Regions from separate parts of the Homo sapiens genome. Here region 2 is linked to region 1. The links are chromatin loops, found by intact Hi-C in ENCODE. Cell type or tissue: HCT116. All regions are shown on one strand.

The links. Hi-C counts contacts between places; a loop is a spot of excess contacts. Peaks named below come from ENCODE experiments on the same cell type or tissue, not always from the same donor. Only the 100,000 strongest peaks of a DNase experiment are listed, where the experiment ranks them.
Region 2: it touches region 1 in a loop (4-fold over the local background); 3 of 110 quality-filtered maps call a loop at or near these places.

Annotation. Positions count from the first base shown.
Region 1 is chr17:64,934,981-64,942,980 of GRCh38, reverse strand. No RefSeq gene overlaps it. Among named protein-coding and RNA genes, the nearest start is that of LRRC37A3, 20 kb to the right of the region's middle. In HCT116, a CTCF peak has its summit at 3,890 (motif pointing right); no DNase peak of the experiment used is centred here.
Region 2 is chr17:64,844,176-64,852,175 of GRCh38, reverse strand. It overlaps LOC105371860 (a long non-coding RNA gene), which reads left to right and starts at 5,419. Exons shown (of 2, transcript XR_934918.4): 1 at 5,419-5,499; 2 at 7,106-7,780. LOC105376844 (a long non-coding RNA gene) reads right to left here and starts at 2,365. Exons shown (of 4, transcript XR_934912.4): 1 at 2,189-2,365. RefSeq lists an enhancer at 4,076-4,125. In HCT116, a CTCF peak has its summit at 4,159 (motif pointing left); a DNase peak (open chromatin) is centred at 4,135.

The DNA.
Region 1 (8,000 bases):
GTAGTTCTTTTATCTCATCTAATATAGTTTGTTTTTATGACCAAAAACCAAGAACTACTCGTATATTTTTAGTGTTTTGAACTCTGCACAATATTTTCATGCAAAGATGGCATTCAATGATTTTAACTATGAGAAAAGAAATACAATAACAATTAAGTGCTATATATATTTCAGACTTTTCTCTTAGGTAGACAGTTGGACTAGGAGATGGTTACTTTTCCCAAAATAGACACTGTGATTTTCTTAGTAAATTTATTTTGAATGCTGATAAAACACTTCTGTCTGAAAAAATCTGACTTTTCTTTTTTTTCTTTTTTTTTTTTTTTGAGACGGAGTCTCACTCTGTCGCCAGGCTGGAGTGCAGTGGCACAATCTCAGCTCACTGCAGCCTCTGCCTCCCGGGTTAAAGTGATTTTCCTGCGTCAGCCTCCGGAGTAGCTGGGACTACAGGCACCGCCACCACGCCCAGCTAATTTTTGTATTTTTAGTAGAGACAGGGTTTCACCATGTTGGCCAGGATGGTCTTGATCTCTTGAACTCGTGAAAAAAATCTGAATTTTATCAATAGCTGAAACTCTGGGAGTTTAGTCTATATTTCAAGCACATTTTTTCTCTATGCCTTTGATCTATATTCTTCTTATCCTCAGCCAAAATGCAAATCTCTCTGTTTTTGACATTCTCAGGAGCTCTCATTTGTTTCTTAACTTTTCCTCCTCTGCTGTTCACTTCCAGTTCTTTCAGCACTTTTAATCCTTACTGCTCTTACATCTTCACTACTCAAAGTTTTTACTGGTCATCTATTTCTTTGTAATAAACTAACCGTAAATTAAGTGGCTTAAAACAATGACAACGTTTATTTTCATAAAGCAGCAATTTTATTTTGATTTTGCTCTGATCATGGTCATTGGGGGGGTATTGCAAAGACTTGTTGCTAGAATTGTCTAAAGATTGCTTACTCACAAATCTGGAAGTTGATGCCAGCCATTGGCTTAGATGTTAGCTGATGCTATCTGTTGGAAGACTTACATGCTGACTTTCTGCATGGCATTGGCTTCCTTATACCTGGTACTAAATTCCACAACAAGCTTCAATAGAGACAGTGAGCTGTATTAACTTTTATGACTTATCCTCAGAAATCCTACACTGTCATTCTCTGTATATTCTATTTGTTGGGGATTTTATAGAAGCCCATTCAGGATAAAGGGGTGGAGAAAGGTCTGGAAGACCAATTTCAGTTGAAAATTTTGTTGAAGCAGTTTTTTATAGTCTACCACAGTGCACGTTCTTTTTTCTCTTTCTTCAGCTTGCTATAGAATCATAGAAAGCTATGCATTCTACCATGTACCATTCACCATGTGGGTCATTATTACTTCCTCTAAGCTAACAATTGCATTTATGAAACTATTGCTTTAGACATATTATTAAAAATCTGCTCCTTCTTTGAGCTCCATGTCACCTTGTATCAGCTTTGCTACTGCATTTAGCTTTGTCATTTACTATCTTCTTGGTTCCTCGTCATTAATTCATGGATACGCCTACTTGATAGTCTTTAAGGATGACTGCTCCAAGGTATAGCCAGCTCGCTGGCCAGCCCATCTACCCATCCACTTACCGATTCACCCATCCACCCACCCATCTACACACTGCCCACCCATCTACCCATCCACCTACCCATCTACCCAGCTAGCCATCTACACAATCACCCACCCATCTACCCATCTACCTACCCATCCACCTACCCATCTAGCTATCTACCCGTTCACCCACCTATCTACCCATCTACCTACTGATCCACCTACCCACCAACCCATCCACTCATCCACCTACCCATTTACTCATTCACCTGCCCAGGTAACCATCCACCTACCCATCCACTCATCCACCATCCACCTGCCTATCTGTCTGTCTATCTATCTATCTATCTATCTATCTATCTATCTATCTACCTAATCAGTCATTTATCTGCTGGTGCCTTAAGCGGTTATGTCTGTAGCTGCAGGAAACCATCCTCAGACTCCCTCCTGGGGACCAAGACAGCCACCGACGGAGCTCTGCCCAGGGCTGTGGACAGGCACCAAGCTTTTCTCTTGGTTAGCTCCCCCACGTCACAGTGCCTGAACCAGTGACCCCAGCTTCCCTTGTTTAGAGGAGCCAAACTCCTCTAAACAGATGAACAGCAGCAGCAAAGAGGATTGAACACCCCTCTGTCCCTCACCAGCCCTGAGTGGCTGTGACGAGCTGGGCTCGAGACTTACCAGGTGCTTGGTGAGGTCCCAGCTGTGGATGATCCTGGCCAGAATCACTGAGGCATCATCTTGGTGGCAGATGTCACAGTAATAGAGGCCAGAGAAGGCACAGAGCTTGGGTCGTACAAAGAAGCCGATCTGCTGGAAGCAGCCTGGGAGATGGGTAGAGAGTGAGTGGTATGGCCAGAGTCAGCTCCTAGTAACTTGGGAGCTTCTGTGGTGGAAAGGATCTGTTAATTTTTTTTAAAGGTAGGCACAAAGTCAAGAATAACCACCACTCATATTTCCACCACTCAGAACTCCCCCTACTAATTAATCTTTACAACAACACACTGTAAGAACTATCATTATTTTACAGCTGAAGAAATGGGTGCTCAGAGAGGTTAGGAAACCTGTCCGGTCACATAGTGATGAAGTGGTGTGGCTGGCATTCAGATCTGGGTTTGCCTGCTTCCTTGGTTTGCCTGCTTCCTGGGGAAGGCACACATGCTTGGTCTAATGCCCCCAGGCAGCCCCCGCACAGGGGCATAAGAGCTTCCGGGTGGTACACTGGAGGCAGATGGGTAGGTGACCAGGAGGGTCCCAGGTGGGTTCCATCTGCAGGGACCAGGCCTTTCAGAAGGCAGCTCTGAAGTCCTGTTTTCCATTGCTAAAGGGGCAGCGTGTTCCCACAAGTGTTATAAAACCCCATTCCAGAATGTCATCATAATCGTGCGCAGTCATTCAGGGAAGCACTTCTGGAAAAGTACTATATTGTCTCAAAACTGCCTACAGGCAGGTGAAAAATACTGTTTCACCTGTCAAATAGGAAAATATTTCCCTGAAAACTACGCTGTGCAAGTGATGATTATAGAGAACTCTTGATTCCACCTGTAGCTCCGAGCAAATCCAGCCCGATGAAGCCCCAGGTGTTTTAAATGGTCCTTCCAAAGGTCTTTACCCTCAGTAGTTGGTTTATGTAACAGCTCTGAGGGGCTTGACCAGATCTACTATTTGTTTTGTTTTGTTTTGTTTGTTTGTTTGTTTGTTTTGAGATGGAGTCTCCCTTTGTCGCCCAGGCTGGAGTGCAGTGGCGCGATCTCGGCTCACTGCAGCCTCAGCCTCCTGGGTTCAAGTGATTCTCCTATCTCAGCCTCCCGAGTAGCTGGGATTACAGGCACCCGCCACCATGCCCAGCTAATTTTTGTATTTTTATGTTGGCCAGGCTGGAGGATCTGCTATTTGTTTAATGTCCTCCAGTGCTTCCTTTTTTTTTTTTTTTTTTTTTGAGACAGAGTCTTGCTCTGTCACCCAGGCTGGAGTACAGTGGTATGATCTCAGCTCACCGCAACCTCTGACTCTTGGGCTCAAGTGCCTCGGCCTCCCCAGGAGCTGGGATTACAGACGTGCACCACCACACCCAGCTGATTATTGTATTTCCAGTAGAGATAGGGTTTTGCCATGTTGGCTGGTTCCAGAGCCTGTGTTCTGCTCCATTACCCTTGTTGCCTGTGTCTAGTGTCCCTGCTGCTGGCTCAGCAATGCCAGCCTCCTCTAGGTCCACCCGTCCACTCGGGCCCCAGAATGGAAGCAGCAGAGTAGGGGCTGTGGCGAGCAATAAGTGGCTGGGGGACAGGGGCCGCGGTCAGGGCTGGCCACGGGAAGCAGACAGGCAGCCAGCAGGGGGCAGGGCAGTCTGCACAGTGTCTGATGCCTCAGGACTGTGGAGCAAGGCTGGCTTTGGCCCCCTTGGTTGGATAGTTCTTACAGTGTAGAGGTGTCTCCACAGCGGGGGGCCAGTGGGAGCGGCCAGTGGGTGTGCCCTGGGCAAAAGGCAAAGGCCCTGACTCCCCCAGGGGCAGGCAGAAGGGTCCCTGGGCCTTGGGACCAGAGGGCGGGCTCTGCTGCTCACTAGCTGCCTCACCCTGACCTTCACCTAATTTCTTCAAGCTTCCATTTCAGTGTCTGTAAAATTCAGCTACTACCAGCTATTTTTGTGGGGTTATTACAAAGCTTAAATGAGACAAGGTTCTGCAAGTACTGTGCAAATTATGAAATACAACCCAGATGCCAGTGGTTGGTGTCTGCCACTGAGCCATGCCTGCTGGGTAGAAAGGAAACCCAAGCTCCCTTGTCTCTAAAAACAAAAACAAAAACAGAAACAAAAAATAAAAACAAAACCCCACAAGACTCCAGACCTAGTCATCAGAGTAGCTCATGAGATGAAACCAGTTTTCCAACTTTGCTTTGTAGATATCCTGGTTCTAGAACTGAATGGAGCTTGGTGAATAATCAAGAAACTACACAGTCAGGTTCTTTGCAGAATTGCTTTTTCTGAGCTGAGACATGAGGTCATGCTGCTGGCCTTCATCATAATAATGCCACCTGAAGCAGCCCCATTAAACCTCCCTGGAGGTGTTTTGCAGGGTACCTGACTTGTCCTTCTAGATCCCATGTTCACAGAGCTACACACAAGAAATTTAAGAGCGAAGGGTTAGGAAAAAGCTTTGATTCCCTCAACATCTGGGTGGGTTTTATTATTTTTTCAACAACAAAGAGACATGCACCTGATAGCCCCTCTCTTTTCACCTTACCTAGCAGGAAAGTCAGAGCTAAATTTTCTTCAGCAACCACACCTTAGCACCTGTACATCATCTGCCCCCTAATTCCTCTCCATCTTGAGTCCCATCTCTAACTTGTTTTTTGTGGTCCTGGCTTTTCAGTGAATTTGCCAGTTCACCACGTGTGTTTCTGTTGTGATCTGCCTCAAACCTTCTAGGGACTGAGGTCAGGGTAAGAGTAGTTTAAAAACAAGATAAGACGTGGACAGTGAAGGGTGTGGCATTGGGAGTACCCATCCTGGGTCTTCTCTCCCTTCCTGTGGGGGTAACCTGGTAGTCTTGCCCACTGCCCCGGTTTATTCACTGGGGATGCAGTCCAGACAGAAATGGGGCTTTGGCTCAGGGACAGGGAAGGGCACCTGGGGAGAAAGAGGTTTCCCAACCAGGCCTGTCACAGTAAGCAGCCAAGGACACGGAGCCTCCTGTCTCTCTCAGGCTGGGACGAGGGCTGCCATTCTAGGCATGAGAATTTCCTCTTCCAGAGGCCCTACTCCTCACCACCCTCCAGGGCAAGGATTATTATTAACTCAGCTCCTGGAGGGGGAACTGCAGAATCTGTGATGCTAGAAACACAGGACAGGTCCCCTGGGGCGGGGATGCAGCTTTGGCCTTGAGCCCTGAGAATGGTAGCCCCAATTCTTCCCAGGTCCTCCTACTTGGGGCTTGCCTACAGTAAGGGTCCCAGAGCACTGCCAGCAACTGCACCAATATCACCTCTCTGGCTCTGGACTCTTACCTCTATTAATACAGCCAAAAGCTGCACTCAGTGTTGGCTCATAGGGAATTAAGGGTCAAAAACCCCCAGGTCATTTCCAGGTCACTAGTTTCAGAGGGCTGGCAGGCATCACTAAGCCCCTTCCCTCCTTCTCCCCACCCCCACCACTCACCTCCAGCACGTTCTTCTTACTGGATTTGTTTTAGGGGCCCAGCAGAGAGTGGTGCTCTTCAGCTCCACTGTGTAGTCGGGGGTAGAAAACTTGGAAGGCTGCCTCTGTGGGAGAGGGAGGAAGGTCACAGGGAGCCCTCGGCTCAGATGTGTCTGCTGTGGCACTCTGACTCCAGGAATAGGATGGGCATGGCCAGGAAACAACTCTGGGGAAAGAGCTCCAAGGGTTCCTGAACCCAGAGACCCTGATCTGTGAGGCCCAGAGGGAGGGGGCGTTAACCAAAGCAGTCCCTCCCTCATCTCAGCATGGTTGGGGAGGGGGCAGCGACCCTTGCCCTTAGAGGGAGAGTGGGTTTGGGAGTCAGATAAACTGGGTTCAGAGCTTGACTGTACCATTTACAAGCTGGGTGACCCTAGCCAAATCCCCTCATCTCCCTGAGCCTCAGTTTCCCCATCTGTAAAATGAAGATAGCCCCTCAGGTAAGTGAGGAGGTCATGTGGCACCTGGCCGGGCAGTGCTCATTGAACAGCGATTCCTTCCCATCCCTAATGCCTGGTGGTGCCCCCAGATCTGCAGGCAGGCCCTGAAGTTTCTGATGCAGATCTGGGCCCAGCCCCTCATCAACCTGCAGATGGCAAACGCATCTCTGTACGAGCATGTGGAGCGGATGCACCTCATCGGGAGGAGCTGGGAGCAGCTAAAGCTCCTGGGGGATTACCTGGGCCCGTGCTGGAGCGGTGCCCTGAAGGAGCTCAGGAGGAGGTGAGCACCCTTTACGTGCATGCACACGAACACACACACACACACACACGAACACACACACATACACATGAACACACACGAACACACACACATGAATACACACATACACATGCGCACACACACCCACACACATAAATGTACACACAAATGCACAGACTTGCACACACATGCACATGCACACAAATGTACACACATGCAGGCAGTCGTGCACACACACACACACACGGGGGCAGTGCCCAGGGCAAGGCGTCCACTTGGAGGAAACATGGGCAGAGATCTTCCCATTGGGCCTGGGAAATGATCACATCTTTTGGGGGTGATTTTGGGTTTTTTTTCACGTATCTATTTGTTCACTCAAAAACATGGACTGAGAACATACTAAGCACTGCACACCTGGCAAGGCATGTGGGCTCCAACACTGAGCAGGGCAGAGCCAGGGCCGACCCGCTGGAAGCCTCTGGCCTGGCAGGGAAGACAAGTGGGAAAGCCAGCAACTCCATCCGGGGGTGAGGGTGAGAGGGAGATAGGTTGGAAAGCCAGCAACTCCATCCGGGGGTGAGGGTGAGAGGGGAGATAGGTGGGAATGCCAGCAACTCCATCCGGGGGTGAGGGTGAGAGGGGAGATAGGTGGGAATGCCAGCAACTCCATCCGGGGGTGAGGGTGAGAGGGAGACAGGTGGGAAAACCAGCAACTCCATCCGGGGGTGAGGGTGAGAGGCAGGACGTCCTGGAAGCACAGAGGCTTACATCCAGCCCAGATCAGAGGAGGACAAGGCAGGAAGGACTTCCTGGAGGAAGTGACTTCTAAGGTGAGACCTGAAAAATGACGAATTAGAAAGGGGAAGCAAAGGGGAAAAGGGCGTTCCAGACAGAAGGAATAGCACGCACAGGCCATGAACTGTCGGTGGAAAGCACAGGGAGAACTTTGGCTACAGTGAGGAGGGAAGCGGGGAGTGTGGCGAGAGGCAGGCGAGGTCCAGATATTCCCACCTCTTCCCTGTCCAGCCAGTTGTCTGGCCCATGCCAGCCTCCCTCCTGAAATTCTCCAAAGAAGAGGTGATCAGGGCGGGGCCCTCAGGATGCCCTTTAGGAAGCTTCTCTTACCCAGGGCCTGGGGCCTTTGGTGCTCAGGAATGGGATGTGATGCTGGGCTTCAGCAGGGACTTAGGCCTCTCCATGTCTGTCATAAACGCTTCCTAGTCCTCAGGTCACAGCCCAGGCTACAGTCTTCCCAGGGCTGTGCTCTCCTGGCACCCTCAGGAGGGCAGACCTCAGGCGGAGAAGCCTGCCGGTGCCTTCTCCCCAGAATGGGCTTCGAGTCCACCTCTGCTGGGTTTCTAGGGTCAGGAACCAGTTCACAAGCCCCTCCAGGTTCCCCCATCTGGCCTTCCCTCCCCACAGGGCTGGCCTAGACAGTGCCTCTCTGAAGACTGCCTCCTCCATCCTGGCTGCAGTGCTCCCAGAGCCGGGCTTCCTGGGGGCCAGGGTGTGCCCCAGGCAGGTCC
Region 2 (8,000 bases), 91 kb after region 1:
TGATCTGTCACCCAGGGTGGAGTGCAGTGGTGCTTCATAGCTCACTGCTGCTTCAAGCTCTTGGGCTCCAAAGATCCTCCTACCTCAGCCTCCAGAGCTGGGGGTCTACAGGCGCGTACCACCATGCCCAGCTACAATTCTTATTATTCCCAAATGCCACCCCACCATATTTCTAAAAACTCCCAAAGTAAGATTCTACTTTGCCCAGTTTGTCCTCAATTGAGCAGTTTTGTCTAAGCCCAGAGTTTCTGCTGGGCCAGAGTATGGATGAGCTGTCTCTCCCTGGCTGGTGCCCATGTCCGCCTGTAGCCTGGGAGGGGGAGTGGCGCCCAGGGTCAGGTGGAACAAAACATGACTGCCTAGGGCTCCCTCTGTCTCCATCTCACTGATTGCAAATCACAGACAGCCAGCTCTTAAGTGAGACCTGAGTGCCAGAGAGAGGTGGATACAAGGCCAACAGTTACTAAATGAATGAAAATTGTGATTCCGATGAAGCCTGCCAGAGAAATAGAGCATTTTTTAAAAGATGGAAATAAGGTGGTATCTGATTAGGGCAAACATGATGCAGACAAGAAATGCACTGGTTCAGAGGAGGGAAGGTCAGGCCGCCTGGGGAGAGTCCATGAAAAAGATGGAATGTGCCAGATGCTGTGCCTGGTGCTGGGAAAGAGTTGACTAGGCCAGCATCCCTTTCCTCAAAGGGGGGTGGCTCCTAGACTGGGGGGAGGGTTGGACATCTGAATACATCCCGAGGAGACAGTGTGGGACAGCATGGTGGCAGTGGAGCCAGCCGTGGTTCTGCTCTTGGTCGGCTGGAAAGGAGTAGATGTAAGGGATGGTTTAGAAGAAGGGAAGTGGAAGAAAAGTTTTCTGAGCTGACAAGAGGAAGGAAAGGCCTTCTAGAAGGACACTAAAAAGGCAGAGAAGCCCTAAGCAGAGTGAGCACCAGACTCCACAGGTTAAGGGCTCTGTCACACAGGACCATCCCCATGTCAGACCCCAGGTGCAAGGCCAAGCATCACCTATGCATCTGACCAACTGGCTATAAATTGGAGGTCCCCACAACTCCCTCCTCAGGTTTGAACATTTGCTAAAACAGCTCATGGAACCCAGGAAAACAGTTTTCTTACTATTGCTGATTTATTACAAAGGATATTTTAAAGGACACAAATGATGAAGCCAGATGAAGAGATACACAGGGTGACGTCTGGAAGGGTCCTTGTGGAGTTGGGGTGCACCACTCTCCTGGAACATGGATGTGTTCGCCAACCCGGAAGCTCTCCAAGTCCTGTCTTTTAAGGAGTTTTCTGGAGGCTTTATCACGTAGGCATGATTGAGCTCCAGCTCCACTCCCCACCCCAGAGGATGGGGAATGGGGCTGACAGCACAACACTTCCAACCATAGGTCTTTTTGGTGACCAGTCCCCAAATAAGGAGCCCACCAAGAGTCACCTCATGAGAACAAAGGACGCTTCTATCACCCAGAAAATTCCAAGGGATTTAGGAGCTCTGTGTCAGGAACCAGGTTTAAGGACCAAATGTTAGAACAAAAGATGTGCAACCATAAAAAACAGCGAGATCATGTCTTTTGCAGGAACACAGATGGAGCTAGAGGCCATTATCCTCAGCAAACTAAGACAGGAACAGAAAACCAAATACTGTATGTTCTTATAAGTGGGAGCAAAATAATGAGAACTCATAAACAATAGACACTGGGCCCTACCTGAGGGTGGAGGGTGGGAGGAGGGAGAGGAGCAGAAAAAACTATTGGGTACTAGGCTTGGTACCTGGGTGATGAAATAATCTGTACAACAAACCCCCATGACACAAGTTTAGCTATATAACGAACGTGCATATGTACCCCCTAACCTAAAAGAAAAGTTTAAAAAGGAAAAAACACCTAGGAGAAAAGAAAAATGATAAACTAACAAAGGACAATGCTCTTAGCACTGCCATCATTCAGGAATTTTCAAGGGTTTTGGGAGCTTTGTGTTAGGAACTGGGGGCAGAGACCAAATATATATTTCTTCTTATGTTACACTACCCCAGATAGGAAAACAGAAATTACTCTAGATATTTCAAACAAAAAAGGGTTGTATATAGGCAATTAGTGCTTATCACTGGAGGGGCTAGAGGTGGTGAAGGTTGTGGGGATGGGGTTGCACCACTGGCTTTCAGGCTACTTTACCACAGCTGATTTCCAGAGGATGGAAGAAGTCAGGAAACTTGGGAAACTGCTGCTGAGGTCCTTGCAGCCCCACGGTCCCCAGGCTGGTGACTGGTGGGGGAGTATGGAGTCCAGCTGACCACCAGAGCCTGCACACCTGCTGCTATGGGGGAGGAAAGGATGACTTCTACCTCCTTTCCACATCCCAAATTCCACGTGACTACATTTTATTGGCAGCACCCCGCTGGCAAGCGAGCCTTGATGTGTGCTTCCTGGGCTTCTGGCACCTGCACAGAAAGGGGTGAAATGAGTGTCACGAGCAGCCACCACTCTGCATCACACCTCCACATCCAGGTGTGCTGGAGAGCCCCACTTACACTTGGAGGTGTCCTGGCACACTAACCCACTTTTGGTAGGTGTTTGGGTGTCCAAGGCTTTGCAAAAGAAGAAGGCGGGGAGTCTACGGTGGAGTCACATGGTGGAGACCTAGCTAAGTCAGAGGCCTGGAGAGGTGTCACTAGCTGGGCAGCAGGTAACACACAATCATCCTGAGCTGATTGGAGAAACACCTGGGATTGATTCAGAGATTTTTCTGGAATGTTTTCACTGGAATGAAAGCTGAGCGGTCTACAGGCCATATAGTATTGGAGACAACTTAGCCCTCATTGAAAAAGTCTGCCAGAGAAAAGGTATCCACAGGGAAATTCAGGAGTTTTGTTTGTTTTTTCTTTTTTTTTTTTTCTTTTAAGGTGGAGTTTTGCTCTTGTTGCTCAGTCTGGAATGCAATGGCACGATCTCAGCTCACTGCATCCTCTGCCTCCTGGGTTCAAGCAAGTCTCCTGCCTCAGCCTCCCTAGTAGCTGGGGTTACAGGCATGCACCACCATGCCCGGCTAATTTTTGTATTTTTAGTAGAGACGGGGTTTCCCCATGTTGGTCAGGCTGGTCTCAAACTCCTGACCTCAGGTAATCCACCCGCCCTGGCCTCCCAAAGGGCTGAGATTACAGGTGCGAGCTACCACGCCTGGCTTGTTTTGGGTTTTGGGGTTTTTTTGTGTTTTGTTTGTGTGTTTGTTTGTTTTTGGAGACAGTCTCTGTCACCCAGGCTGGAGTGCAGTAGCGTGATCTCGGTTGACTGCAACCTCTGCCTTCCAGGTTCAAGTGATTCTCCTGCCTCAGCCTCCCGAATAGCTGGGATTACAGGCGCCCACCACCATGCCTGGCCAATTTTTTTTTTTCTAAAAACAGTTTCAGCATGTTGGCCAGGCTAGTCTTGAACTCCTGACCTCAAGTGATCCACTCACCTTGGCCTCCCAAAGTGCTGGGATTACAGGCATGAGTCACTGTGCCCCGCCAGGAAATTCAGTTTCTGAAAATACACCTGTGGATCTCTAGCCTTGAACATCCTTGGATGCTGCTTTAAATGACTGATCCTCGATGCCTCCCTTCTAACTCACACTCCCCTATATCAATCTCCCAGAAAAAGGGACCTCTTTTATTCTTTTTTTTTTTTTTTTTTCCAGAGACGGGCCTCACTTTGTTGCCCAGGCTGGTTTTGAACTCCTGGCCTCAAGTGATCCTCCCGCCTTGGTCTCTCAAGGTACTGGGATTACAGGTGGGAGTCCCCGCACCCAGCAAAGCCTGTATTAAACCCGTTTATGCACACTCGGCGGTACTGCAGAAACGGCAGGGAGGAAGCAGAGGTGCCCTGACATCTTCAGCTGGAGGTGAGCAGGGCGCTGAGGGTGGGAGAGGCCCGGCGCCTGGGGATGGGAGGCAGGACAGCACCTTCACAGGGACGCTTCCACCCTACCCCGGAGGTCAGGGCCTCTCGCCCAGCTCTGGCTCTGAGGTCCTGGAGGGAGGGAGATGCTGTTGCGACTCAGAAGATTGGGGGAGGGACACCCCCATTCGAGAAGAGTGAAAATCCTGAGCCTGAAGAAATGGAACCGGTTGGAGCCTAGGCTTTAGAGGATGGCGTTCGAAAGAGGGTTTGGCGCCCCCCTGTGGACCGTTCGGGCTCGCAGGGCCGAAGGCTCCGAAGACTGAGACCTGTGAACCATGGGGAGGCTCCATGCGGATGCGGGCCACAGCCCCCGCCGGAGCCCCCACACTAGCCCTGGACTTCTCCACTGGCTTACGACATGAGAGCTCAATATGCTCCTTATTTAACGCACTGTTGTATCAGGTCCCTGTGGGAGCCACTGGCTCTATGGCCTAATAAAGGAGCGGGTGCACGCACTGGATTGGTGAGCTACCGCCACTGCAACGCGTCCTAATCAACCATCCTAAACGGCGGCTGGAACAAGGTTCTCGCAGGCCTGTGCTTGGGCTTGAACGCTGGTCCAGCCGCTGCGCTCTGTGGCTCCCTGTAGGCCTGCGGATCAGCCAGGGGCCTCCGTTCCTTTTGGGCGGAGGCTGAAGAAGCAGCGGCTGCACCAGAGAAGGCCCTCTGGGTGAAGGTGGGAGCGCACGGGGCCCGCGGAACCACCTAAGGCGACTTCAGACGTGGGCTCGGAACTGGCAGCCTTTGGTTTCTGCTTCATTCCAAGGCCAGAGCAATCCACATGGGCAAACCCAAAGCCAGGGGACAGGAAAGTATCCTCCACCCACAACGAAACCATGGCAAGCGGTGGATGCAGGTACCGCCAATAGTCTATCTATCCCGGTGAGTGAGGAGACCTGCTTTGAGGGTTGCACAACCTGGATCTGCTTTTACAGTGGTGTCTATCACTATGAAGACTCCACCATGGGTCGCCATCAGGTCAGGGACCCTGACAAGGCAAGAACTGCATCTTCCTCTGCACACAGCTCTGCTCCCTTCCCCGCCATGCCTAACACCAAGCCCAGCCCTGAGGGATGACTCAGGAATATTACTGAGAGCGTTTTAGGCCATTCCTTCATTATCCCCATGTGACTTGTTATGAAATATAGACTGACTTCCTGAAGATCAGCACATAGTGCTAAGTATTTGGCTTGTAATCTGTAGAGACTCTGCCATTTGGAGCTGGGATCTGTCCCCAGAGCTGTCAGACACCAAATCCCGTATCTACTGCCACCCAAAGGGACCTCCAGAAGAAAGGGGTTATACAGGGTCAAACACCAAGGCAGGTTAGTGAAATTTCTCTAGAGGCCATTTAAAGCTGGAGTCTCACCACCTGAATTGCCCTCAGAGGAAGGCTGTCTAGGGCACAAACCTAGTCAGGGGTCCACATGGACTTAAGGACAATTTTTTTTTTTTTTTTTTTTTTGAGAAACTCTCATTCTGTCATCAAGGCTCGAGTACAGTGGTGTGAACTCAGCTCACTGCAAGTCTCAACCTCCTGGGCTCAGGTGAGTAGCGGGAACCACAGCCTCCCACCTCAGCCTCCCGAGTAGCGGGAACCACAGGCTCATGCCACGATGCCCAATTAATTTTCTTTTAAATTTTTTGTAGAGATGAGGTCTCCCCGTGTTGCTCAGTCTAATCTTGAACTCCTGGACTCAAACGATCCTCCTGCCTCTGCTCCTCAAAATCCTGGGACTACAGGTGTGAGCCAACGCACCTGGCCTCTTAAGAATAATTTTAAAAACAATGAGGTTCACCGTCAGAGCCCCTGCTGCTCTACCAAGTCCCTTGGCCCCTCTCAACAGGGCAAAAGCAAGATGAGCCCCAGATGTTCTGCTTAATGACCACCTTTCCCAGGAGACTTTGCTCTTTAAAGGAGAACCACTTAGAGATATGAGCAACCTTAAAGAATGCCACCAGCACTAGTGAATGCCAGACACGGGCCATGTGGGTGGAGAGTATATTTTAGGGCAGTCACTCATGGTAAATTATTTCCACCAGCCCCCAGAAGTGACTATTCAATGTCCAACTATGTCAGGCCCAGGCTAATAAAAGTAGAGGCATGAGGAACCTAGGGTTGTTCTGAAGTGCCTTGATTATGGTATATGTGGAAGATTTTAGAGCTTGTTGTAAAAAGTGATGACCCATGGCCCCCCAGGCTGGGTCTGGGATTGCCTTTGTGGATTACAAGAGGATATTATGCAGCAGTTTTTAAAAATGAGGCAGACTGGGACAATCTATCTCCAAGATGCATAGGTGCCGTTAAGGGAACAAAGCAAGATTTAGTAGGGCGTGTATAGTATGCTACTGTGCGCTGTGCGTTATCTGTACAGAACTGTGAGGTCTGATACAGTAGCCACTAGCCACATATGGCTATTTACATATAAATTTAGGTTGGCCACAGTAGCTCATGCCTGTAATCCTAGCACTTTGGGAGGCCAAGTGGGAGGATAGCTTGAGGCCAATAGTTCAAGAACACCCTGGGCAACATAGTGAAACCCCTTTTCTACAAAAAATTTATTTATTTATTTATTTTTATTTTTTTTGAGACGGGTCTCACTCTGTCACCCAGGCTGGAGTGCAGTGGCGCAGTCTCAGCTTATTACAACATCTGCCTCCTGGGTTCAGCGATTATCGTGCCTCAGCCTCCAAGTAGCTGGGACTACAGGCACGCACCACCATGCCCAGCAAATTTTTGTATTTTTGGTAGAGACAAGGTTTCGCCATGTTGGCCAGGCTGGTCTCGAACTCCTGACCTCAGGTGATCTGCCCGCCTCAGCCTCCCAAAGTGCTGAGATTACAGGCATGAGCCACTGCGCCCAGGCAAAAAATTTAAAATTGTAAAAATCAGCCAAACATGGTGGCATTCATCTGTAGTCCCAGCAACTTAGGAGGCTGAGGTGGGAGGATTTCTTGAGCCCAGGAGGTCAAGGTTGCAGTGACCTATGACTGCACCACTGCACTCCAGCCTGGACAACAGAGTGAGGCCCTGTCTCAAAAAATAAATAAATAGGAGTTTGAGGCCATGTTCACACATCACTGCAGTCCAGTCTGGTAAACAGAGCAAGACACTGAGTCTTTAAAAAAAAAAAAATTTTTTTTTAAATTCAGCTCCTAAGACACACTAGCCACATATCAAGTGCTCAACTGCCCCGTGTGGCTAATGGCTTCCAAACTGGCAGCACAGGCAACTGTTTTCATCACTGAAGTTCTGTTGGACAAGAATACCTCTGGAAGCACACACGAGAAACTGGTAATGGCGGTTGCCTTCGGGGAGGGAAACTGGGAGAGTGCAGGGCTGTATGCCCTTTTGTACCTCTTGAATTTCATATCATGTGTTTGTACTAGGTGTTTACAAATTATTTTAAAAACATACTGGGAATTAGGAATCCCCGTATGGAATCACTGCAGTGGGACACTGATTCCCAAAAAATTACTTTGCAATTTGCCTAAAACAAATTAAGCTAATAGCTATCATGATTTCATATTTAATATTTTTTCCCAGCTTAGAGTTTTTTTTAGCTCCTGTTGCTATCTCTCTGCTCTTATGAGCTCACAGGGTGACAAAGTGAATTAGTAAGTAGCAGGAGAACATTAAAGGAAAAACTCCTGGGCAACAGGGTAAAACGCCGGCTCTACAGAAAATACAAAACATTAGCCAGGCATGGTGGCATGCACCTATGGTCTTAGCGACTTGGGAGGCTGAGGTGGGAGGATCGCTTGAGCCCGGAAGGCGGTAACTCAATCCCAGCAGAATCCCAGGGAGCGAAAGTGGCTCATCCCAAAGGAAAAACAAGAAGGAAATTATATTACCAGAAGACAAAGGGATGAAATGAGGGATGGAGAATCAAAGACTGAAGCTACTAGGGTTTGTTTTTATTAATATTTAATTTTTTCAGAGGCGAGGGTCTCACTATGTTGCCCAGGCTGGTCTTGAACTCCTGGCCTCAAGCAATCCTCCTGCCTGAGCCTTCCAAGTTGTTGGGATTACAGATATGAGCCACTG